Linked DNA regions of Homo sapiens: regions 1 and 2 are each linked to region 3. A link is a loop called in an ENCODE intact Hi-C map of the cell type or tissue named here. Cell type or tissue: IMR-90. All regions are shown on one strand.

Evidence for each region. Peaks named below come from ENCODE experiments on the same cell type or tissue, not always from the same donor. Only the 100,000 strongest peaks of a DNase experiment are listed, where the experiment ranks them.
Region 1: it touches region 3 in a loop (6-fold over the local background); 60 of 110 quality-filtered maps call a loop at or near these places.
Region 2: it touches region 3 in a loop (4-fold over the local background); 21 of 110 quality-filtered maps call a loop at or near these places.

Annotation. Positions count from the first base shown.
Region 1 is chr14:52,819,219-52,827,218 of GRCh38, reverse strand. The region is part of intron 1 of LOC105370500 (a long non-coding RNA gene); the gene reads right to left. Among named protein-coding and RNA genes, the nearest start is that of GNPNAT1, 32 kb to the right of the region's middle. In IMR-90, a CTCF peak has its summit at 3,451 (motif pointing left); a DNase peak (open chromatin) is centred at 3,438.
Region 2 is chr14:52,948,271-52,956,270 of GRCh38, reverse strand. FERMT2 (FERM domain containing kindlin 2) reads left to right here and starts at 5,221. Exons shown (of 15, transcript NM_006832.3): 1 at 5,221-5,350; 2 at 5,694-5,859. The coding sequence starts at 5,703. RefSeq lists an enhancer at 3,944-4,522 and a silencer at 5,243-5,452. In IMR-90, a CTCF peak has its summit at 4,463; DNase peaks (open chromatin) are centred at 1,540, 4,460 and 5,110; H3K4me3 peaks cover 3,816 bases; H3K27ac peaks cover 3,667 bases.
Region 3 is chr14:53,301,654-53,309,653 of GRCh38, reverse strand. No RefSeq gene overlaps it. Among named protein-coding and RNA genes, the nearest start is that of DDHD1-DT, 150 kb to the right of the region's middle. RefSeq lists an enhancer at 3,109-3,403. In IMR-90, a CTCF peak has its summit at 3,251 (motif pointing right); DNase peaks (open chromatin) are centred at 2,563, 3,243 and 4,383; H3K4me3 peaks cover 302 bases; H3K27ac peaks cover 848 bases.

The DNA of each region.
Region 1 (8,000 bases), 480 kb after region 3:
CCTAGGTTGGTTTTGAACTCCTGGCCTTAAGCAATCCTTCCACTTTAGCCTCCCAAAGTGCTGGGATTACAGGCGTGAGCCACCACGCCTGGCCAGAAGGCATCTTAAACATATGGAAGTCATGTGACCCAGATTTTCCACTGCAAGCACAATTCCAAATATTCTTCCCCTCCATCAGACCATGAGCCATATAGGTCACCTGGGCTACCATCTTAATTTTATTATTATTTTTTGAGATTTAGTCTCACTCTGTCACCCAGGCTGGAGTGCAGAGTGCAATGGTGAGATCTCAGCTCACTGCAACCTCTGCTTCCCAGGTTCAAGTGATTCTCCTGCCTCAGCCTCCTCCCGAGTAGCTAGGATTACAGGCGCACACCACCATGCCCAGCTAATTTTTGTTTTTTTTTGTTTGTTTGTTTTTGAGATGGAGTCTCAGTCTGTCGCCCAGGCTGGAGTGCAGTGGCACGATCTCAGCTCACTGCAACCTCTGTCACTCGGGTTCAAGCAATTCTCCTGCCTCAGTCTCCCAAGTAGCTGGGATTACAGGTGCCTGCCACTGCACCTGGCTAATTTTTTTTTTTTTTTTTTTTTAAGTAGAGATGGAGTTTCACCATCTCGGCCAGGCTGGTCTTGAACTCCTGACCTTGTGATCCACCTGCTTTGGCCTCCCAAAGTGCTGGGATTACAGACGTGAGCCACTGTGCCCGGCCAATTTTTGTATTTTTAGTGGAGACAGGGTTTCACCATGTTGGCCAGGCTGGTCTTGAACTTCTGACCTCAAGTGATCCACCTGCCTCAGCCTCCCAAAGTGCTGAGATTACAGGCGTGAGCCACTGCGCCCAGCCCCATCTTAATTTTATAGGCAAAGAAACTGAGCATAAATAATTTGCCATTGTGGAAATGTGGATGGTGAAAGAAAAATATATTAAAACAAACATTTTTTAAAAAATTGTCAAATATCACACAAATAGTTAGTGCCAGATGGAAATGCTAAACTGTTACTTCCTAACTGTCCTTCTAACCAATCTCTAGGACACATGTGAAGGTCTCTTGCAGTGTAATTCTAGACTTTTTCACTACTTACACTGAATATGCATTTTATGATTTTCATCATTAAGAAGACAATCTGAATTTTAAAAAGAAGTTTCAGATGAACCAATATTTTCTCCTCCAAAAATGAATGAATGTTTTAAGTTTAGTATTGAGAGCTAGCAAGAGTCTAGTTTAAGTTGAGAGTCTTTTTAGTAACCGGTTTTAGGATAAACTAAGGAGAAGCTAACAAGACATCTGAATGTGTGAGCTTCACATTAGAGCACTTGATGAGTTATCATGCATACAATTAAGTTGTAATAATTGAGTCAATAATAAAAAAAAAAATCATAAAATAAGGCCAGGTGCAGTGACTCATGCACTTAGGGAGGCCAAGGCAGGAGGGTTGCTTGAGCCCAGGAGTTTGAGACCAGCATGGGCAACATGGCAAAACCCTGCCTCTACAAAAATACAAAAATTAGCTGGGCATGGCAGCACTCGCCTGTATTCCCAGCTACTGGGGAGGCTGAAGTGAGAGGATCGCTTGAGCTGGGGAGACTGAGGCTGCAGTGAGCTGAGATCGCACCACTGCACTCCAGCCTGGGCGACAGAGTAAGACCCTGTCTCAAAAAAAAAAAAAAAAAAAAAAATTCATAGAATAAAATGAATGAGGGAGAGGGAAAACCCTGAAGAAGAAAAGTGGATAATATATATATTCAGGGAGATTTGTTTAGACATGATTATTCACTGCTGTCTAAAATAAACTTTAGATTTTAGGGTTTTGAAGTTTTCTCAATCATAATCAAAGAGCGAAAAGGGAAAGCCAGTGAGACATAATGATTCTGACTCTAGGAAATGAAGCTGTGTGTAGCATTTCCTTCTCATTCTCACTGCCAGTCTAAGGGAGGAGAACGGGAAAGCTGAAAAACTCTCAGCCGCAGATGATTGAATGACAAGTTTCAGAATGATGGGTTTCAAAATCACTCCAAATGCTACTTATTTCATTTTAAAAATAACATTTTTTCTGTCTATAAAGTACTATTTATACTTCATAGAAAACTCGAAAAATAAAAGAAAGCTGAAAGAAGTAATAACTCATACTCTTCATATTCAGATAACCTTTGTTAATATTTGAATGTTTTTCATTCTTTTTCTCCAAATACTGTAATATTTTTATACAGCTAATACCATGCTAATAGATTTTAGTCTCCTAATTTAGGATAGTATTATGAATATTTTCCTATGTCATTTAAAATTATTTGCAAAAAGTTTGTAAATGGCTGTGAGATATCATAACCATACCCTAATTTATGTAATGATTTTCTTATTTACAAGTACCATATGTAATGATGTAGTCAATATCTTTGCACATAAGTTTTCCATATTTCTGTTTATTTCCTACGAGAGCAGACTAGAAGTTGAACTACTACGTCAGAGTTTGAAGAATTTAAGGTTCTTGATAACATCTGTCAGATTAACTTTCAGAATATTGTACTAATTTATGCTCCTACTGCCCGTGGGTGAAATGCCTGTCTTACCACTGACTCAGCATCTCTGAAAGATGACCACTTTATGGACATTTTTGCTCATCTGAAAGGGACAAGGGGAGACCGTGTTGCTATTCTAGTTTTTGATTCTTAGTGATTTTGAATAGATTTTCATGTAAGTATTACCAATTTTTATTTCCTTTTCAGCAAGTTATCTGTGTTCTTTAACCATTGGGAGTTTCTTTGGTAAAGTAATTTAGATGTACACATAATGATAGTCCATTATCTGTCATTACTATCTATTTTCATCTTAATTTGGAGAATCATTCTCTTTTAGAACTTTCTTTTTTTCTTTTTTTTTTTTGAGATGGAGTCTCGCTCTGTTGCCCAGGCTGGAGTGCAGTGGCACGATCTCGGCTCACTGCAAGCTCTGCCTTCCAGGTTCACGCCATTCTCCTGCCTCAGCCTCCCAAGTGGCTGGGACTACAGGTGCCTGCCCCACACCCAGCTAATTTTTTTTGTATTTTTAGTAGAGACGGGGTTTCACCGTGTTAGCCAGAATGGCCTCGATCTCCTGACCTCATGATCCGCCCACCTTGGCCTCCCAAAGTGCTGGGATTACAGGCGTGAGCCACTGCGCCCGGCCTCTTTTAGAACTTTCTAAGAAAATGTCATAAATCAATAAAATAAAATTTTAAACTTGTCACAACTGTGTAATACTGCTTGCAATAACTTTGGAATGACAATACTTTTTGTAAAATGATTCGTACATTAAACACTTTACCGAAAAAAGGCTTTAATCCTGGCTCTGCCTCAAACCAGAATTTTTATCTTAAAACAAAATTTCAATGAATCTTAGTTTATCTGTAAAATAAGATGGTTAATCTTTGAGTCCATCCAATTTAAAAACTAGGCAACTTGTGCTCACAAAAAACGATACACAGCACCACCTAGAGGTAAAAAGGAATACTTTTGTACATTTTTCATTTATTAAAAATGATTTTTTAGCCTTAACAATACAATATTAAGTCAATATATTTTATACTTGCAGAAAGTGCCTGGGTAAATATATGAGAATTGTAATAGGTCTATCACATCGGATAAAACTTTTAGAATGAATGTCACAGTTGTCAGGCCTCTGAGCCCAAGCTAAGCCATCATATCCACTGTGACCTGCACTTATATATCCAGATGGCCTGAAGCAACTGAAGATCCACAAAAGAAGTGAAAATAGCTTTAACTGATGACATTCCACCATTGTGATTTGCTTCTGCCCCACCCTAACTGATCAATGTACTTTGTAATCTCCCCCACCCTTAAGAAGGTACTTTGTAATCTCCCCCACCCATAAGAAGCTTCTTTGTAATTCTCCCCACCCATAAGAAGGTTCTTTGTAATTCTCCCCACCCTTGAGAATGTACTTTGTGAGATCCACCCCCTGCCCACAAAACATTGCTCCTACCTCCACCACCTATCCCAAAACCTGTAAGAACTAATGATAATCCACCACCCTTTGCTGACTCTCTTTTCAGACTCAGCCCGCCTGCACCCAGGTGAAATAAACAGCCTTGTTGCTCACACAAAGTCTGTTTAGTGGTCTCTTCACACGGACGCGCGTGACAATAGTAGCTGTAAGAATTCTTAGCTCCTATATGAATCTAGGTCATTTTCTTTCCCCTATCATGACTTTTTCTTTTTTTTTGAGACAGAGTTTCATTCTTGTTGCCCAGGCTGGAGTGCAATGGCGCGGTCTCGGCTCACTGCAACCTCTGCCTCCCAGATACAAGCGATTCTCCTACAGGCACCTGTCACCATGCCCAACTAATTTTTGTATTTTTAGTAGAGACAGGGTTTCACCATGTTGGCCAGGCTGGTCTTGAACTCCTGACCTCAGGTGATCCACCCGCCTTGGCCTCCCAAAGTGCTGGGATTACAGGTGTGAGCCACCACGCCCAGCCTATCATGACTTTTTAGGGGATCAACTATTCTTTTTCACATTCCTTAGGAAAATCAGTAACACTCTCTTTTAAGTCTGATACTAAGGATCAAAGATGTCTACCTAATACTGTGATATATTGTATATACAATATATATTGGGTACACTGGATACATTCTTTACCCTGGGGGCTTTGTGGACTTGCTGAAACTATGGTCACAAAAACAGTTCCTCCATGGTTAGATACACAATGCCATTCTAGGGTTCAACTTCAGGGAAGGAATCCCTAAATTGGAAATGTGGCTAGCAACAGAAAATTCCAATGGTGGCACCCTGAATCTACTGGGACTTGAAGAAAAATGTAATCTCTGCAGAAGTGTGACATCTATAGCAAACGTCTGGTCATTGTTAACATCTGAATTATCACCACAGATTTTTTTCCACACCAATGTTAGCAATGGCTTCCTCCTTATTACCACTTTTGGAACTGTGCTTTTTATTTTATATTTATTTATTTAGAAACGGAGTCACACTTTGTCACCCGGGCTAGAGTGCAATGGCTGATCTCAGCTCCCTGCAACCTCCACCTCCCAGGGAACTGTGCTGTTTTAACTTGTAGTTTCCAAATTGTTCTGAGCGTGTTCTTCAGCTTCATCATGTTTTGCTTCCAATTAAATTGTAAACTCACCAAGTGAAACTGCATCTTCTAACTGTCCTGGCTCCACTGCCCACCACGCCCCTAGGTGTGCCATAATATGAACACTTACATGGACTAGGTGGCATTGCCTTGCTAGGAATTATGAAATACAACTCTTCGCCAACACGAAGGTGAATGTGCAAGGTTAAACGGAGTTCAGGCAAATAAACATTCAATATTTGTTGTGACAAAGTTCATGAACAGTGTTGCCTCAGATCTAAGTTTACCCTTGAGTGGTGTAACTTAGATTTAAAAGAAAAACAACAAAATCCTTTCTGAATCTTCCTCCAGTTTGTATGATCTCCAATTTCTAATTCATAGTTTGGGAATAGATTCTGTCTGGGAAATTGCATAATAACTTTTTTTTTTAAACAGGGAAGAGTAAAAAGAACTATTTTTTTTATCCAAGTTTTTATTTTGAAAAATTTCAAACATCCTTAAAATTTGGGAGAATAGAATAATGGGCACTCATAAACCCGCCACCTTCATCTGGCTATTAGTAACAGTCTTCTTTATCTATTTTTATTTCTGATCCCATTGAAAGTAAGTCACAGATATCATGACACTTTTTTCCTAATATTCCCTGAAGCATCATTTAAGAACAAGGATATTCTCCTTCATAACCCCAATGTCATTATCAAACCTAAGAAAATCAACAGTAATGCCCTATCTCATATCCAGCTTAAATCGAAATGTCTGTAATTGTCCCAATGATGTTCTTTATAGCTTTATTTATTTATTTTATGAGAGTGTCACTCTGTCACCCAGTTTTGAGTGCAGTGGCACGATCACAACTCACTGCAGTCTTGGCCTCCTGGGCTCGATTGATCCTCCCGCCTCAGCCTCCTGAGCAGCTGGGACCACAGGTGTGTTCCACCATGCCTGGCTAATTTTTGTATTTTTGTAGAGATGGGGTTTCACCATGTTGCCCAGGCTGGTCTCAAACTCCTACACTCAAGTGATCCTCCTGCCTTGGCCTCCCAAAGTGCTGGGATTACATATATGCGTGAGTCTTATTTTTTAAAATCAATGTTTAATCTAGATTTACACATCTCATATGGCTAGGCCATCTTTGAAACTCTCATTCATTGGGCACCTACCATGTCCCAAGCTACACAGGCCATCCTATTTATTTTCACAAAAAAATTTGAGATAGTTTTTGTTTTTACTTAAGATGGCGATAAAGTATCTACTTCTGGGTACTTTGATGTATTTTAGTTTTTTGTTGTTTGTCTTGTTTTGTTTTTGAGATGGAGTCTTGCTCTGTCACCCAGGCTGCAGTGCAGTGGCGTGATCTCAGCTCACTGCAACCTCCACCTCCTGGGTTCAAGCAATGCTCCTGCCTCAGCCTCCCAAGTAGCTAGGACTATAGGTGTGCACCACCACAACTGGCTATTTTTGTATTTTTAGTAGAGATGGGGTTTCACCATGTTGGCCAGGCTGGCCTTGAACTCCTGACCTCAGGTGATCCACCAGCCTCAGGTGATCCACCAGCCTCAGCCTCCCAAAGTGCTGGGATTACAGGCATGAGCCAATGTGCCCAACTATATTTTAGTTATTTACCATTACATTCACAGAGCTTATTAGCACAGAGCCTTGCACATACATAGGTACAAATACACAGCTGTGGAATCAATGAAACTTCATGTGCTTTTCCATTCTGGTAGGAAAACTACAACAACAACAGCAAATGATGGTATATTACCTAATTTGTTGTAATGACACACCGAGGTAGCCTCTCATCCACACTCTCCTGCTTCTCTAGGAACTTAAGGGAAAAGTTTCAGAAACCTAACGTTAGCTGCCTAAAGCAACCTGCTGCAGGATAACAATTAAAATTCATGCCAATTTTGCATCTGTTCAATATGTTTTGCTTTAATATTTAAAATGATTTTCAATTTAACATCAAGGAGGAAGAGTTTCCCATTTGTCTTGTTTGGTCATAGGGTGTATCAGATTCAGACACTGAAATACATGGAGCCAATACCAAATATCAGATTTAGCATCCAGGCAATTTCTTTTTTCTTTTTCAGGTCACAAGATTTTGAGAACCCAGATTCAAATAAAGAAATAGATATGGCCAGGTGCGATGGCTCACGCCTGTAATCCCAGCACTTTGGGAGGCCGAGGCGGGCGGATCACGAGGTTAGTATATCAAGACCATCCTGGCTAACATGGTGAAACCCCATCTCTATTAAAAATACAAATAAATAAATAAATAAATAAATAGCCGGGCGTGGTGGCGGGTGCCTGTAGTCCCAGCTACTCGGGAGGCTGAGGCAGGAGAATGGCGTGAACCCGGGAGGCGGAGCTTGCAGTGAGCCGAGATCGCGCCACTGCACTCTAGCCTGGGCAACAGAGCGAGACTTCGTCTCGGAAAAAAAAAAATATATAAATGGCAATAACATTTTAATCTTTGTGAGTTATGATAGGCTAATCCCTAACAAGATATACACAGATTTATTGCAGTAAAGGTGATAGAGTAAAGCAATTTCAGCCTAATTTTGGTATATTTCTTGACAAGTATTATCTGGTGGGAAGGTAAGTCATTTATGTCATTTGCTGGGCTAAAGGTTCTCTGATTTTTTGTCAGTCTCTTTTACAATCTAGGAGACATATTTGTCAAAGAACTGTTAGGAAAGAAAGATGTCTAATAATGATTTTTACCATGACTAGTATAATTTCGATGACATATAAGTGAAGAGTCTCAACTCCTAGTTTCTATGATAAATATTAATTACAGCAATCTTGTACAGAAATGTATAGTATAGCCTTTCAGGTGTTAGCTGGATCTCCTAAATAAGCCAGCTTTGTAAGTCACCACCTGCATTTAAGGTAAGCAGTGAAGTCA
Region 2 (8,000 bases), 350 kb after region 3:
TTTGAGGAACTGCCGAACTGTTTTTCAAAGCAACTTACCATTTGCTTTCCCATCAGCAGCGTATAAGGGTTGCAATTTTTCCACATCCTAACCAACACTTGTTATCATCTTTTTTATTATAGTCCTTCTAGTAGGATGTGAGGTGTTATCTCATTGTACCTTAATTTGTATTTCCCTGCTGATAAATGATGTTGAGAATATTCTGTGTGGCCATTTGTATGTCTCCTTTGGACAACTGTATATCCATATTCTTTGCCCATTTTTAGTTAGGTTATTTGTCTGGGGTTATTGTTGAATTGTAATAGCTCTTTATTTATTTTTTATACAAGTCACTGAAAATATATATGATTTGCAAATATTCTTCCCATTCTATAAATTGCTTTTTCACATTTTGGTTGCTGCCTTTAAAATATAACTATTTTAAACTTTGATAAAATCCAACTTAACTATATTTTCCTTTGTTGCTTATGCCTTGATGTCTTATTTAAGAAGCCATTGCCTAATCCAAGGTCATAACGTTTAGTACTATATTTTCTTGGAGGAATTTTATAGGTTTAGACCTTACATTTAAGCCTATGCTGTATTTAGTTAATTTTTGTATATGTTGTACGTGGCTGTCCTTTCTGATGTTTTAAATATAAGCCTCCTGTATCAGATAGATGTTCCTTAAGAATTTGTGACATGTGTTATACATTTACATGCCTGTCTCAATGTCCTACACTGTGCTAGACACATAGTTACTGTGTTTGTACGTGTGAACATTTGATATTTTTGTTGAGGTGAAGAATATTTCACAAGATGTCCTGGTGTTCAAACTTAAGTCGGTGGGGGGAGGTGGGGGAAAAGGTATCCCGAGCATGGTTTCCTACATAAAACTTTCTGTAACTAAAGCAGTAAATGTAAGCAGTGCATTTCTTTCCCCTTAAAGATTTCACTGTTATCTCGGAGCCCTTCTTTGGTCTGTGAAAACAGCCATATTCCTAGCAAATCTTGTTTCTCAGTTTGCCAGTCCTTTTCTTGCTAATTACAGTGACTGCCCATTTCTGTCAAAAAAGTGGCTTTTGCAACCTCCCTTCCCATTTAGATCACATTCCACACCCCTGGATTTCTACCTCTTTAGTAGCGTTATTGGTGTGTGCCATTTTTGGCAATCCCCAAGACAAAGAAAGAATTCTACCCACCTGGTATTTGACAAGAATAATTCATTACATTTCATCTTGCTGGCCTCATGTCGCATTTTCAAGTCCCCCCTTACACATTTCACACCCACACAAATCCTCTCTTATTTTCTCCTACCCCCATCCTCTCTCCTTCTTTCAAACCCAGGGGTTATATTTTGAATTGACCTTCTAGAAATATAAAGCACAGTGCAAGTAGGCACAGAAAAAAAGCTAAAGTCAACCTGAGCATTACCAAGCCCGAGGGCTGCATTTGACGGCAGATCTGTGAGGCACTGCTTGGTCTAAATCTAAGTCCAGTGCTTGGTACCTTATTTGGATATTGCTGCTTTCATTGCTTGAGCTGTTCTTCCAAACACTGGCGTACTCAGCTACTTTTCAGTATGATGTAAGTACCACAAGCATTGCATTGTCCTAGTGGTTCTAGCAGGGGATTTCAGATAAGAGTCTACATTTGAATACATTCTAAATCTTAGGTAGAAGTGAATATTTAAGAAATGCACTTGAAAGCGTCACTTGATAAACTGGAAAAAAAAAATCCCAGTTTCAGAGAGGTGAGGCTGACTCCTCTTTAATCTTCAAAGCAAGTGACAGCTTGAAATAGTCAAAAAGAAGGCCTGAAGGGATCAGCTGCACCCAACCTAATCTAATTATTCTTCCACTGGTACTTAACTGAAGGTCCTTGCCTTCCTGTGCATTAATTGCTCAAATATATACTGCTGACTTTCTAAAGCCAGTAAAGTGTCTTATGAAGCTATACTCAAGCGATTTCAAATGTTAAGAAATAGGGCAGTTATTCACAATATTAAAATTCCCCACCCCCACTCTCTGTCACTAAATGTAGAGAACATTCGTAGAAGTGGATTCAGGAAAGCACGGTAGTTAGAGCAGTCGGTGCTGTCGTGGGGGTGTTCAGAAAGTAACTCTTACTGGAAAGTGGGAAAATAACTAGAATTTGGAAACCGAGTACAGATGCTCTGCAACTTATGATGAGGTTACATTCTGTAAATTGAAAATATTGTAAGTCAAACATGCATTTCATATACCTAACCTACCGACGAACATCACAGCTTAACCTAGCCTATCTTAAATGTATCCAGAACATTTACATTAGCCTCCAGTTGGGCAAAATGATCCAATATGAAGCCCATGTTATAGTAAAGTGTTGACTATCTCATGTAATTTATTGAATACTGTACTGAATGTGAAAAACAGAAAGGTCCTAGGGGTATTCAAAGTACGGTTTCTACTGAATGCCTATCGCTTTCACACCGTCATAAACAAAAAATCATAAGTCAGGGACCATCTGTATTAAAAGAGTTTCTAAACCATGACAGTTGGCTTCAACAATTTTGTCTGAAGGAAAGGGAATATTCAGAAAGGGCATAGATATTTTAGGTTCTAGAAAGGCATGTTTAGAAAGCCATAATTTTTTTGTAGCTTACTGGAGCATGTGCAAATGTCATAAGATACAATTCTTAGCTTCATTCCCAGCTCCATTTTAAATCTCTACTCCAAAATAAATAAATAAATCTCTACTCCACCCCTCTAAGCCTCCCAATCCCCACCCACCTTTTTTTTCTTGTTTTGTGCCACTTATAATGTATACTATCTCACAGTTTATGCATCCTTATACGTTGCCATAAATCTTTTGGGGGATAAAGTGGGGGAAATAAATAAGTATATTTTTAAAGTGGGGATTTTCCCATTGAGATTTGTTTTTTGTTTTTCTGCGATCAATCCAGGCTGGAGGGCAGTGGTGTGAATACAGCTCACTGCAGCCTCCACCTCCTGGGCTCAAGTGATCCTCCTGCCTCAGCCTCCCAAAGTGCTGGGATTATAGGCATGAGCCACTGTACCTGGCCCCTGAGATTTCTCCATGGAACAGACCCACTGTTTCTTTGACATTTGTGTTGGTTTGACACCAGCATGTTTTCCATTTTCTCTGTACCAAGCTATTGTGAATTTGTGGACAATGAAAATAATTTGAAATCTCTGCTCTTAAAGAACTCAAGTTTTCTTTAGAACTATTTAAAAAACACCAAAGGAAACCTCTGAAAATCCTGTCCATCGTTCAGTCAGTAGCTGCTGTATCCAGTGTCTATCATCGTGAATGTCATGGCATGTACAGAGAAACTGAAATGCTGGATGCAATTCTAGGTGGTGGTGTAAAGTTTTTGAGTTGGCAGAAAATAAAGAATAAAAGAAAGAAAAAACTTCCGTGATCTCAAGACCCAGAGAGCTTCTTAACATTTTGCTGTATTTCCTTACAGTCTTTTTCTCTGAACATTTAACGTAAATAAGCTCTTAATTTTATAGCTGCATATCCAGTTCTGCAGTTTTGTGCCCTAACAAGCAATTCCTTAATTTATTAAAAACATTTTCCTGTATATTTTCAACCCCATAATTTACATAAACTCCCTCATCTCCGGACATTCATATTGCTTTCAAGTGAACTATTTGGAACGTCCACGAGTAGAAATATTGGAGAGTAGACAGATAAGAGACTGAAGGCATCAATTTCTCCATGATAACTAGCTAAAAACACTGTAGTGGTTTTCCCTATTTTTTTTTCTGCCAAGCCTTTGGCATCTGACTAAATTTTGCTGCTTTCACTCCTTTCTGAGTTCCACCCCTTTCTTGAGGCCTCTCATCTTGTTTCCCAGTAATGTTAATGAACAAAAGGTTATCTGCCTAGCGAGTTCCTTTTCCAAGCGTTTGAGACAATTCGACAAGATTATGAGACTGCGAACTGGAGTCTTTTATCTTTAAAAGGTATTTTAATCTGAGCCTTCTTGACGTTTATTTTCTGAGCCCATGAATTTGCTAGCGAGGCAGTTTCTCTGGTTTGCTGTTTCTGAAAGGAGTTCCCTCAACAGAGTACAACAGTTAATGGGGGAAGTGGAAACAAAAGCGGGAAGCAGGAGGACCGTTCCCCATCACTAGCCAGTCTTCAACAGGTGAAGTTGTTTAGCTCTTCCTGGTACCTGCAGGCACCGTTCCAGAAGTATTAAAATCCAAGGTGTGGCTGAGGGTGGGATGGAACATGTATCTCCATCTAACAGCTTTAATAGACTGTTAGTTCTAACTTGCATATAAAAACACACAAATAAGTACAAAGAGCTGGAGAAGCTGGGGAAACAGTTTCTGAGTAAAACCTGTGGCACTAGGTTGTGTCTTTCCTTTCCCCTCAGGCAAGAGCATCATCTGTTTGACTGGCATCTGGCTGGAGCGTCCGAAGGGGTTAAGAACGCTTGCAAACTCCTGGGAGTCCAGTAGGAGTTGCTGATGGTGCCGGACATTGCTTGCAAAGCAATTTTTGTGGTTCACCTCCCTCGGGGTTTTCTTATTCTTTTGTAGGACATTCAAGGAGTTGGTTTGGGCATTTACTTTTTAAAGTTTCTCCGTCCCAGACTCCTCTCTCCAGCTCCCGGGGTGCGGCACCTCTCACCTCCCTGAGGCTTTTTGTCTCGCTGCAGGCGTGGGGAGGGGGCGAGAGGACTTTGTTCTCCGAAAACGACCTTGCCCTGGGAATTTCCTGGGGCCGTTTCTCACGGACAAGCCCCCTCTCCCTGCTGCCAGCGCGGACACACGCCGCGGGGGCCCCAGTCCAGCCTGAGCTCTAGACGCCCCGCCGGCCACCAGCGCCCCGGGAAAGGCCGCCCGCGCTCCCCCGCTCCCCCTCCTCAGGGCCCGCCGCCTAGAGCCCGGATGTTGGATTCAATTCCTGAGCCGGGTCCTTCATTTCCATAAAAGGGCAGCGCTCCGCGGGGCCGAGATTGCCGCCCCGCCGCGCCCCCCGCCACCCCCGCGCCGCCCCGCCCCACGCCGCCCCGCCCCGCCCGGGACCCGCAGCCCCCTCCCCCGAGCGCGGCGCCGGGAGGGCGGGGGCAGAGGCGAGGCCGGCCGGACCCGCTCAGGGCAGCTCTGCGGGCGGCGAAGGAGGGAGCCAGCGCGCCCAGCCCAGCCAGGCTCGGACAGAGGGGGCGGGGAGAGGGTGGAGCGCGGGGAGCCAGGCGAGGGGCCGCGACGACGGGACTCCATTAGCCGCTCCGGCCACAGGCAGCGCTTCGCCAGCCGAGGAACCGGACGCGGACACCGCCGCCCCGCGAGCCTCCAGCCCCTCGCCTGTTGCCGCGCGAGTCCCGGGCCCGGAGCGCTAGGAGCGCGCGGTGAGGGAGCGGGACCCCGCCGGGACCCGAGGGGGCGCGGCGGGGAGGGGAACGGGGAGTCAGCCCGCGCTGTGTCTCGGGGCCGGCCGGCAGGTGAAGCCCTCCGCGGTCCGCTAGGCGGGGACGGTGTGGGGCGGGCGGCGCCGGGACCGAGGAACGCTGCGGGGCGAGCGGGGCGTAGGGTCCTCCCGCAGCCCCGGCCGCCGCCGCCCTCCCGAGTTTCTGCCGAAAGCCCCGGGTCCTCCACCACCTCCCAGCCCGTGGCCGGCGCTGCGAATTCGGTGGGATTCGCCTTTCTTTGGGGGAGTGACGCTTACGAGAGCCATTTCCTCCGCGCTCGCAGGAAGGAGCCATGGCTCTGGACGGGATAAGGATGCCAGATGGCTGCTACGCGGACGGGACGTGGGAACTGAGTGTCCATGTGACGGACCTGAACCGCGATGTCACCCTGAGAGTGACCGGCGAGGTGCACATTGGAGGCGTGATGCTTAAGCTGGTGGAGAAACTCGGTGAGTAGCATCCCAGCCGCGTCCAACTAATGACTTCCCAGAATTGGTAGGGGGAGGAAAGAGGCTCACGACGGGGGAGGGGCCCATTTGAGAAATCTTGGCATCTCGCAAATGCTTTTTGGAGATGTAAAATCTTTCAGTATTTAAGCAGATAGACCTGTTCCCCTTTGCGTCTTATTTTGTTTTGCTATTCTCTGAATTTTCATATGTAATGATTCGAGCCTCCCAATTATAACCTTAATTGCGTAGTTACGCGGGACGGGGGATGTGTGCCGGGGAACTCGTTAATTCTTAACATTTACTGACAGAACGATAAAAGAATGAGGAAAGTGTGTTGGGAGGGTGATATTACAGTGTCCGTGGTTATCTATGTCTTCAGCATACCTGAATGTTAGTGACGTTTGGTATAGAGAATGATGCAAAATCCATTTAAGAAAAATCTGTGCTGGAAAATGTGCAACTACTGGCGCCAGTGTGAAGTTTCTGTGGCTGTTCTACGTGGTGGAGTGCATTAAAATGTTCCAGTCATCCACTCTTACTAGGGGTGGGGCAGTGCTTGACAAACTTGGTATCCATAGTCCATGCTCGATGTAAGCCGTTTCGAGCGTTCGGTTTTATATTAATAACAAGCCAAGGAAAGAACTTTGTGTTAAAAAGCAGACTTTGTTAAACTAATTTGAGGTTGACGGTGTTTGCTTGAGTACAAATATGTATTGGATTGATATCCGATTTAAAATAATAAGGTATCTTACAGTATGAAGTGTGTGAAGAGTGTGCAGTACACATTTTTGTGATGAATGAAACCATTTTCATCTGGAAGAGTCAGCTAAATAGATGATTTGATCATAAGAGAAATGCTCAGAGAACTATCTTCCTGAGCTTTAAAGAGCCTTTTGTACATAATACAGTTGTGATAAGATGATTATCTGTGTGGCATTGTCTTTTTAGGCTGGAATTGTTTTTTGTTTTGGTGAAGGGGGGTTGGGGACTTTCTGGGGGTTTTTTTCGTCTTTTTTTTTTTCTTTTTTTTTTTAAACACAGCATTCGTTTTCAAGCTACACTGGGAAAGTAGAGAAGTGCTTATTTGTCAGGAAATCTATTTCTTACCAAAGGATTATTGTATGTAAAGGTACTGAAATAGCACTCTGATGCATTTTGCAAAATAAGGCAGGATTCATTTGGGTGGACCTGCTTTGTACCCCTGCAGGAAGTTTTATTATTGAAGGACCAAAGTGAAGCTCCTTACAAGGTAGCCTCTTCCTTAAGACTGCATTGTTTGGCTCCCTGAGATACAGCTCAGGAAAGAAAATCCTCCTAGGTAGCCCAGTGAAAATTAGATTTTGCTGTATTGATTAACCATTTAACTGGCAGTTAACAGTATTTTTATCTGATTTGAATAAATCAGTCACTGTTTGCAAAATATGTATGAACCTTTTTTGTCCAGCTCTGGTATGAGATTATTTAAGAAGGAAAATAGCAAATATTTGGATATTTTGTTTTCAAAGAAAACAAGCATTTTTGTTAGAGCTTTTCTAATTTATGGTAAATGGACCATATTAATACATTGGTCTCAATAGGAGATATTTTTTATATTGCAAAAAAAGGAGCTGTTGAAGGTGACTGAGACAACTTGTAGTTCTCGAAAGCCAGGCTGTAGCTAATGAATAAATAATGGTTTCTATATTTATTTTGCATTGCTTAGGACTGTTTATTATAGAATCACAGTAATAAATAGAAATATAGAGAATAAACTGCAGACAGAAATGATGTTAATTTAAATGACTATAATCTTAATCTTTTAATGCTGATACATTTTTAATTTTTTATGCAGAGAAAAGAAGCCCAACAAGGTAGGAAATGCTGTGCGTATGGAAACCTTACATCTTTTCTGAACTGAATTCATACTGATTCCTCTTATATTTTGAATTCCAAATAGAAAGTGCCTCTGACTTTCCTGTTTGGTAAAAGTAGAGCTAAGTGATGCTTTTGGTTTTTAGGATTAGATGCTTTGAATGGTAAGCTATTTCGTTGCCTATCAGCAAGTAAATAGAGGAGAGATTCGGTAGGGCAGCATTTAAAACATCCACAAATCAGGCTAGTCAAATTAGAAAAGAACTTTGTAATTTTTCAGAGTTGCGTAA
Region 3 (8,000 bases):
AACTCATTTCAGCATTAACTCAAAAGTCCACAGTCAAAAGTCTCATCTGAGAAAAGGCAAGTCCCTTCCACCTATAAGCTTGTAAAATTAAAAGCATGTTAATTACTTCCTAGATACAACAGGGGTACAGGCATTGGGCAAATACAGCCATTCCAAGTGGGAAAGATTGACCAAAACAATGTTAACAGATGTTGGCACGGATGTGGTGAAAAGGCAACACTTTTATACTTCTGGTGGGTATGTAAACTGGTACAAACACTATCGAAAATAGTATGGGGATTCCTTAAAGAACTAAAAGTAGAACTACAATTTGATCCAGCAGTCCCACTACTGGGTATCTACCCAGAGGAAAATAAGTTATTATATGAAAAAACACACTTGCACACACGTTTATAGCAGCACAATTCTCAATTGCAAAAACATGAAAGCAACCAACAAGTGGATAAAGAAAATGTGAGATACATACATACACACACACACACACACACACACACACACACACCATGGAATACTACTGAGCCATAAAAAGGAATGAAATAATGGCATTTGTAGCAACCTGGATGGAGTTGGAGACCATTATTCTAAATGAAGTAACTCGGAAATGGAAAACCAAAAGTCACATGTTTTCATTTATAAGTGGAAGCTAAGCTATGAGGACCCAAACACCTAAGAATAAAATAATGGATTCTGGGGACTCAGGGTGAAGCGTGGGAGGGGGGTAAGGGATAAAAGACTACAAATAGGGTGCAGTGTACACTGCTCAGGTGTACCAAAATCTCAGAATCACCACTGAAGAACTTTTCCATGCAACCAAACACCACCTGTTCCCCAAAAAAAACTATTGAAATTAATTAAATAAATAAATAAATAAATACCTATAGAAGCCCTAAAAACTAAAAGGTTACAAGACTACTACTTCCCATATATACAATGTTAACACATAAAATCGGTATAAAGAAATTAATAAAGGTAATTTTTCTCAGAATGACCATTTTGATAAGTTTTTTCATATATCAAATTATTTCCAAAATATTTTTGGTACCACTGCTTGAGTACAGGCTTAATCTGCCTACTTGATAACCCAATATTATATATACAGGTAGGCAGATGAATGAAAAGAATGAAAAAAGAGGTAGATGAGAGATAGACATATAGATGAATAGGGGCTATATTTTAACTGCTCACATAATATTTCAAAGTCTATTTAAATGAAGATACGAGATTAATTAGAATGTTATCTATATTCCTCAAAAATGACTCTTCTTCTTGCAAAGGTAGATTATGGTATTCTAAAACTTAAAAGGACTACAGAAATCATCATGCCAACCACTTTCCAGATGAGGAAACTTAGGCTAAAAAGATAAAAGCCAGGATCACACAGTTGGTGAGTGCCAGAATGAAACCAGATCCTAAATGTCCTGCTATCTAGCAAAGCAGTTCTCTACAATACAATCCCACCTTCCTTGATAATACTAAGTTGCTTAGCAAACAAGATCTTCATAAATGTTGCAAGGATAAATTTCCTTTCAGTCTGCCCGAAGCAAATAACCACAATTTGCTTAGTATTAGTAAAACTCAGATCATCTAGGCATTGTCACCCCTTCAAGTTGCCCTCAGAGTGGGACAGTCAACTTGGAACAAAGTTTGACTTAACACAAGTTTCCCAGGTCTGAGAAATATGGCAAGAGGTGGGATTTATTGTTGTTGTTGCTTATCAAAACAGTGAGAAATGGCATGTTAATCAGCGAAGGACAAATTGTGGCTGTCATTTCCTTTTTCTCTAAAAGGTAAATATGTATAGACTGCAAATCATGTCCAGGAGAACTTATTTCTCACATCCCCATCCATCAGTTTGCTCTCAACTGCTCTCAACAAAGTGAGGAACCAGCTTTAAAATAGCTCTGAAATGGAAGGCTACTCTAGGTATGAAATATCCCATGGACCAAACCCAATAATCTCACTTCTCTTGAGTGCTCTCTTATTCTGACATCCAGCATGGTCACAAATAGCTTTTAAAACTGGACCAGGTACAGAAACCAGTCAAAGAAAATAAGAGGATAAAATTTGGAGAAGCCCGTCATGGATTTTAGCTTCCAAGCATATCACCAAAACTGTAATGTTCAACAACTTAAGCAGACATTCTCAGTGACTTCAGTTGACTTCAATGAATTCTGTTTCAGTCCATTTACCACAAAACAGTATGCCAAGGAAGGGACCCCACAGAGAGGAACTTCTCCTATCTAGTCATACCCTACCAACTCAGGTCTGAGGTCCTGATACTAAAAAGCTAAGTAACAAAGAAAATAATTTTTGTGCCTCTGAAGCCATTTTTCGAGGTGAGATGTTTCGCTCCTAGCCAAGCAAAGCTGCAGAATCTGTAGAATGTTGTCTTGCTCCCTCCTTGTCACCAGCCTGCCCTTTAACCCACCACTGAATGCCCTTTTTCTGCTCCAAGACAGCTATTGAATCACCACATTATACTCCCTGACCCTGCGGGGCCATGGTACAATATCAGAATGTCAAACTGGGTCTGAAAAGGGCTTTGTGTGGGATGAGACAAGACTCTAAGGATAGTAGAGCTGCTGAATCACTCAGGATCTGACCACAAATAGTGCTACGCTAAGCTTGCTGGGTAAAACTGCTGCCAGAAGCCCCTGTTAAATTTCTGGGCTAATTATGGAGGGTGGGAGGGTGACCTTGGAGGCAAGTTGTACTTAACACAGAGACCAGGAAGCCTAAGGGAAGAAACCCAAGTTGTACATCCTCATAAATACAATTTAAAATTCTCTAATTTAATAAAAGCATGCGATCCTACGACAAGGTAGTTTTCCTTAGGAGCAGGTGCACTGCAATTTTTTTTTTAATTTTCATATTAAATCTTCAGAGAGTTACACGGTAGATGGCAGCCTGGAAATACGCTGATGTATCCTGGCAGAATTTCAGACATAATGATTTTTTTTTCCTCTGTAAATCTTCCATCAGTGGGAAGGAAAGCCCTGCCAAAACTGAGAAACCCAAGCTGGAGGCAGCGAGGCTCCCACTCAGAGCACGGCGACATGCCAAGGCTTTCAAGGCCAAATCGGAAACAACCACGTTGAGTTCATTAAAACGACTGAATGATCAAAGTCATGCAAGCCTTCACAAAGGCAAAAATTAATCTGTTTAATACTTGGCTAAATTCTCAAGTGCTAAAGTAAATTTGAAACGAAATTCATCAAACTCCCCCTCTTCCTGTGGAAAAATCCTTTGAGTTCCTCAGAGTGCCCAGCAGATGGCAGAAGCGGTCTTTGTTTCAATCCATGGGCCTCAGCTACCGCGCCATGCCCAAAATTAACGGGAATAGGTACACCTGGGTATAGTTGTATATCTGAATGTGAAAATACACTTTCAGGATATCAGGAATTATATTCCAGTATGGCTAGGGTTATTCTCAGTTATCAATCTCGAGGGAGGAAACGTCCCCAGGAAGTGGTACCAAAAGATGACTCTTGCACATCAATGAAAAGGCCTGTGGAAGGACGACAGTCCAACTACTGGAACCCTGTTTTTATATCTCTCAGGAGCCTCCCACCATGCCCACCCCTCATCTCCCTCCCATTTCCTACTCCTTAAAGACTTGCATACACATTCCTGAGTCTTCAGCAACCTGTGTCCTCGCCACCCAGGTGAAGAAGCTGGGTATGTGCAGGATATTCCCTACTGCAACAATGCCTCCTCAGCCTGCCTCCTCTGCCCAGGTCAGCCTCCACAACCAGAGGTTCTGGGAATTAGGTTCCACTGTCCTGAGCATTATGAATATTGATTCCTGTTGGACAAACTGCAGCTAGTCTAGGATCTCAGATTCCTCCATTTCCCGGGAGGGCAACATATAAAATATTAATACATTTCATCATGAGAAACAAAACTCATTAAAACTACATACATATTCATGAAAATTCTTTCACTGTTTATTTCATGAAATGAAAACATTTTTTCCAACCAGATCAAGGGAGGGAAGAAAATGTTTTCTATAGGTCCAATTTTATACACTCTGGTATGAAATGAATCAATAGTAGCTAGGAGGAGAAAAATCAAAGATTTCCTTTTCAACAGCAATAAATCCAGTCAAATCCTATTTGGTATGGCACTTGCCATAGCTTGTAAAATCTGAAGTTGCTAAATTATGTATTTCAATAGTAATTCCTTACAAATTAATAGGAAGTGCTAAATTAGGACAAGTGGCCTCCAATTGGATCCAGATGCTCAATCCTAGACTAGGTAGAAAGTGTGAAAAATTAGGAACTGTACTGATTCTTTCTCTGAGTTTGTTGAAGGAGCCAAGTTCTTCCAGCATGGAATGTAAACACTTGGGAAGGTAGCCTAAGAGAAGCATGTGTTACGTGGCAGCCTGAGTCCCAGCTGTGTTTACACTGAGATTCCAAAATATCTGAGCCTGGAAGGACAGCTGTGGTGTAAGGAGGAACAGAGGAGCCTCCTGGGACAGAATGACCCCAAAGGGAAAGAGAGAAGCTGGTTCAAAACCAATGGGCCAGGGTTCAAGGGGTGGTGTGGTCATTAACAAAGCAGGGTGACCATCGCTCAGCTTATCCAGGAGACTCACATCCAAGTCCCAAGGGTGATGATGGAGAAAATGCTGAAACCTGTTGACATTATTGGCCCCCCTCATGCTGCTGGCTGTGTTGATGGTGGTGGAAACAATAAAAACAGCACTGGCCTTGGGCAGCCGTAGGGCTGACATCACCATCCTCAATCTTGGAGACTGGCAGCATCCACAGAGAGAGGGTGCCTTTGGGAGGCATCTGTGACACTGCTGCTGCATCTGCCATTCATGAAGAAGAGGCCCCAGCTGCAAATGAAGCCAGCATTTAATGACCCAGTATCAGAAGAAGAAAAATCACAGACCTCCTGCTGTGACAAAAACAACTAGTTCTCAGAGAACTGGCTGCGGTAGTGGAATAAAGACCCCCCAAAGATGCCCACGTCCTAAACCCCAGAAGCTGTGAGTGCATTACCTTACAGGGCAAAAGGGACATTGTAGATGTGATTAAGGACGTTGAGATGGGGACATTATCCTGGATTATGTGGTGGGCCCAAGACAATCAATCACAGGGTCCTTAGAAAAGGGAGGAAGGAGAGTCAGAATCAGAGAAGAAGATACAACAACAGAAGCAGTGGTCAGAGAGAGATACAAAGATGCTGCACTGCTGGCTTTAAAGATAAAGAAAGAGGCCTCAAGCTAAGAAATGTAGGAAGTCTTCAGAAGCTGGAAAAGGCAACGAAATGGGTTTTCCCGTGGAGCTTCCCAAGGCAGCATGGCTCTGCCGACCCATTTTAGACTTACAGCCCCCAGAACTATATAAGATAAGTGTGTGTGGTTTTAAGCCACTAAGACTGTGGTAATGTGTTACAGCAGAAATTGGAAAATAATACACTGGTGATATACTCTTTTGAGGGCTTTCAGAACCATTTGTGAGGATAAGGAGGCTCAAATTCCCACAGTACAAGGGGAAACAGAGCCAGAATGTGTGGGGGCGTTCTCCTCCACAGTTTGTGCGTGTGGGGGAGGCAGGTTAGTGTAGGGTAGACTAGGTCCATGGGTCTGCTTTATGGACCAAGCTCTCACGTTGAACCTTCATTCAAATCAGCAGCATCTGTTTTCTACAACACACATCACTTTGCTCTCCTTCCATATCTTCAAGAACTTCTAAGAGGCAAGTTGTGCCATAAGTACTTCAAAGGATACTACGTGTCCCATGTCTTTTTTTTTTTCTGTGAGACGGAGTCTTGCTCTGTTGCTCAGGCTGGAGTGCAATGACCCAATCTCCACACACTACAACCTCCATCTCCCAAGTTCAAGCAATTCTCCTGCCTCAGCCTCCCGAGTAGCATGCACCATCATATCCAGCTAATTTTTATATTTTCAGTAGAGACAGGGTTTTGCCATGTTGGCCAGGCTGGTCTTGAACTCCTGATCTCAGGTGATCTGCCCATCTCAGCCTCCCAAAGTGCTGGGATTATAGGCATGAGCTGCTGCTCCTTATCCCAAGTCATTTAATATCCTAAGGCCAAAGCTCATCCTTAACTTTTGGAGACTAATTACTCAAAATTTCTCAATCATTTTCTCTAGATTTTAGTTCAGTCCTTAAAATCATTCTGCTGATGGAAAAACTGGAAACTCTAAAAAGCAGAACACCTCTCCTCCTCCAAAGGAACGCAGTTCCTCACCAGCAACGGAACAAAGCTGGATGGAAAATGACTTTGACGAGTTGAGAGAAGAAGGCTTCAGACGATCAAACTACTCCGAGCTACAGGAGGAAATTAAAACCAAAGGCAAAGAAGTTAAAAACTTTGAAAAAAATTTAGACGAATGTATAACTAGAATAACCAATACAGAGAAGTGCTTAAAGGAGGTGATGCAGCTGAAAGCCAAGGCTCGAGAACTACGTGAAGAATGCAGAAGCCTCAGGAGCCGATGGAATCAACTGGAAGAAAGGGTATCAGTGATGGAAGATGAAATGAATGAAATGAAGCGAGAAGGGAAGTTTAGAGAAAAAAGAATAAAAAGAAACGAACAAAGCCTCCAAGAAATACGGGACTATGTGAAAAGACCAAATCTACGTCTGATTGGTGTACCTGAAAGTGACGGTGAGAATGCAACCAGGTTGGAAAACACTCTGCAGGATATCATCCAGGAGAACTTCCCCAATCTAGCAAGGCAGGCCAACATTCAGATTCAGGAAATACAGAGAATGCCACAAAGATACTCCTCAAGAAGAGCATCTCCAAGACACATAATTGTCAGATTCACCAAAGTTGAAATGAAGGAAAAAATGTTAAGGGCAGCCAGAGAGAAAGGTCGGGTTACCCACAAAGGGAAGCCCATCAGACTAATAGCGGATCTCTCAGCAGAAACTCTACAAGCCAGAAGAGAGTGGGGACCAATATTCAACATTCTTAAAGAAAAGAATTTTCAACTCAGAATTTCATATCCAGCCAAACTAAGCTTCATAAGTGAAGGAGAAATAAAATCCTCTACAGACAAGCAAATGCTGAGAGATTTTGTCACCACCAGGCCTGCCCTAAAAGAGCTCCTGAAGGAAGCACTAAACATGGAAAGGAACAACCGGTACCAGCCACTGCAAAATCATGCCAAATTGTAAAGACCATCGAGGCTAGGAAGAGACTGCATCAACTAACGAGCAAAATCACCAGCTAACATCATAATGACAGGATCAAATTCACACATAACAATATTAACTTTAAATGTAAATGGACTAAATGCTCCAATTAAAAGACACAGACTGGCAAATTGGATAAAGAGTCAAGACCCATCAGTGTGCTGTATTCAGGAAACCCATCTCACGTGCAGAGACACACATAGGCTCAAAACAAAAGGATGGAGGAAGATCTACCAAGCAAATGGAAAACAAAAAAAGGCAGGGGTTGCAATCCTAGTCTCGGATAAAACAGACTTTAAACCAACAAAGATCAGAAGAGACAAAGAAGGCCATTACATAATGGTAAAGGGATCAATTCAACAAGAAGAGCTAACTATCCTAAATATATATGCACCCAATACAGGAGCACCCAGATTCATAAAGCAAGTCCTTAGTGACCTACAAAGAGACTTAGACTCCCACACAATAATAATGGGAGACTTTAACACCCCACTGTCAACATTAGACAGATCAACGAGACAGAAAGTTAACAAGGATACCCAGGAATTGAACTCAGCTCTGCACCAAGCAGACCTAATAGACATCTACAGAACTCTCCACCCCAAATCAACAGAATATACATTCTTTTCAGCACCACACCACACCTATTCCAAAACTGACCACATAGTTGGAAGTAAAGCTCTCCTCAGCAAATGTAAAAGAACAGATATTAAAACAAACTGTCTCTCAGACCACAGTGCAATCAAACTAGAACTCAGGATTAAGAAACTCACTCAAAACCACTCAACTACATGGAAAGTGAACAACCTGCTCCTGAATGAC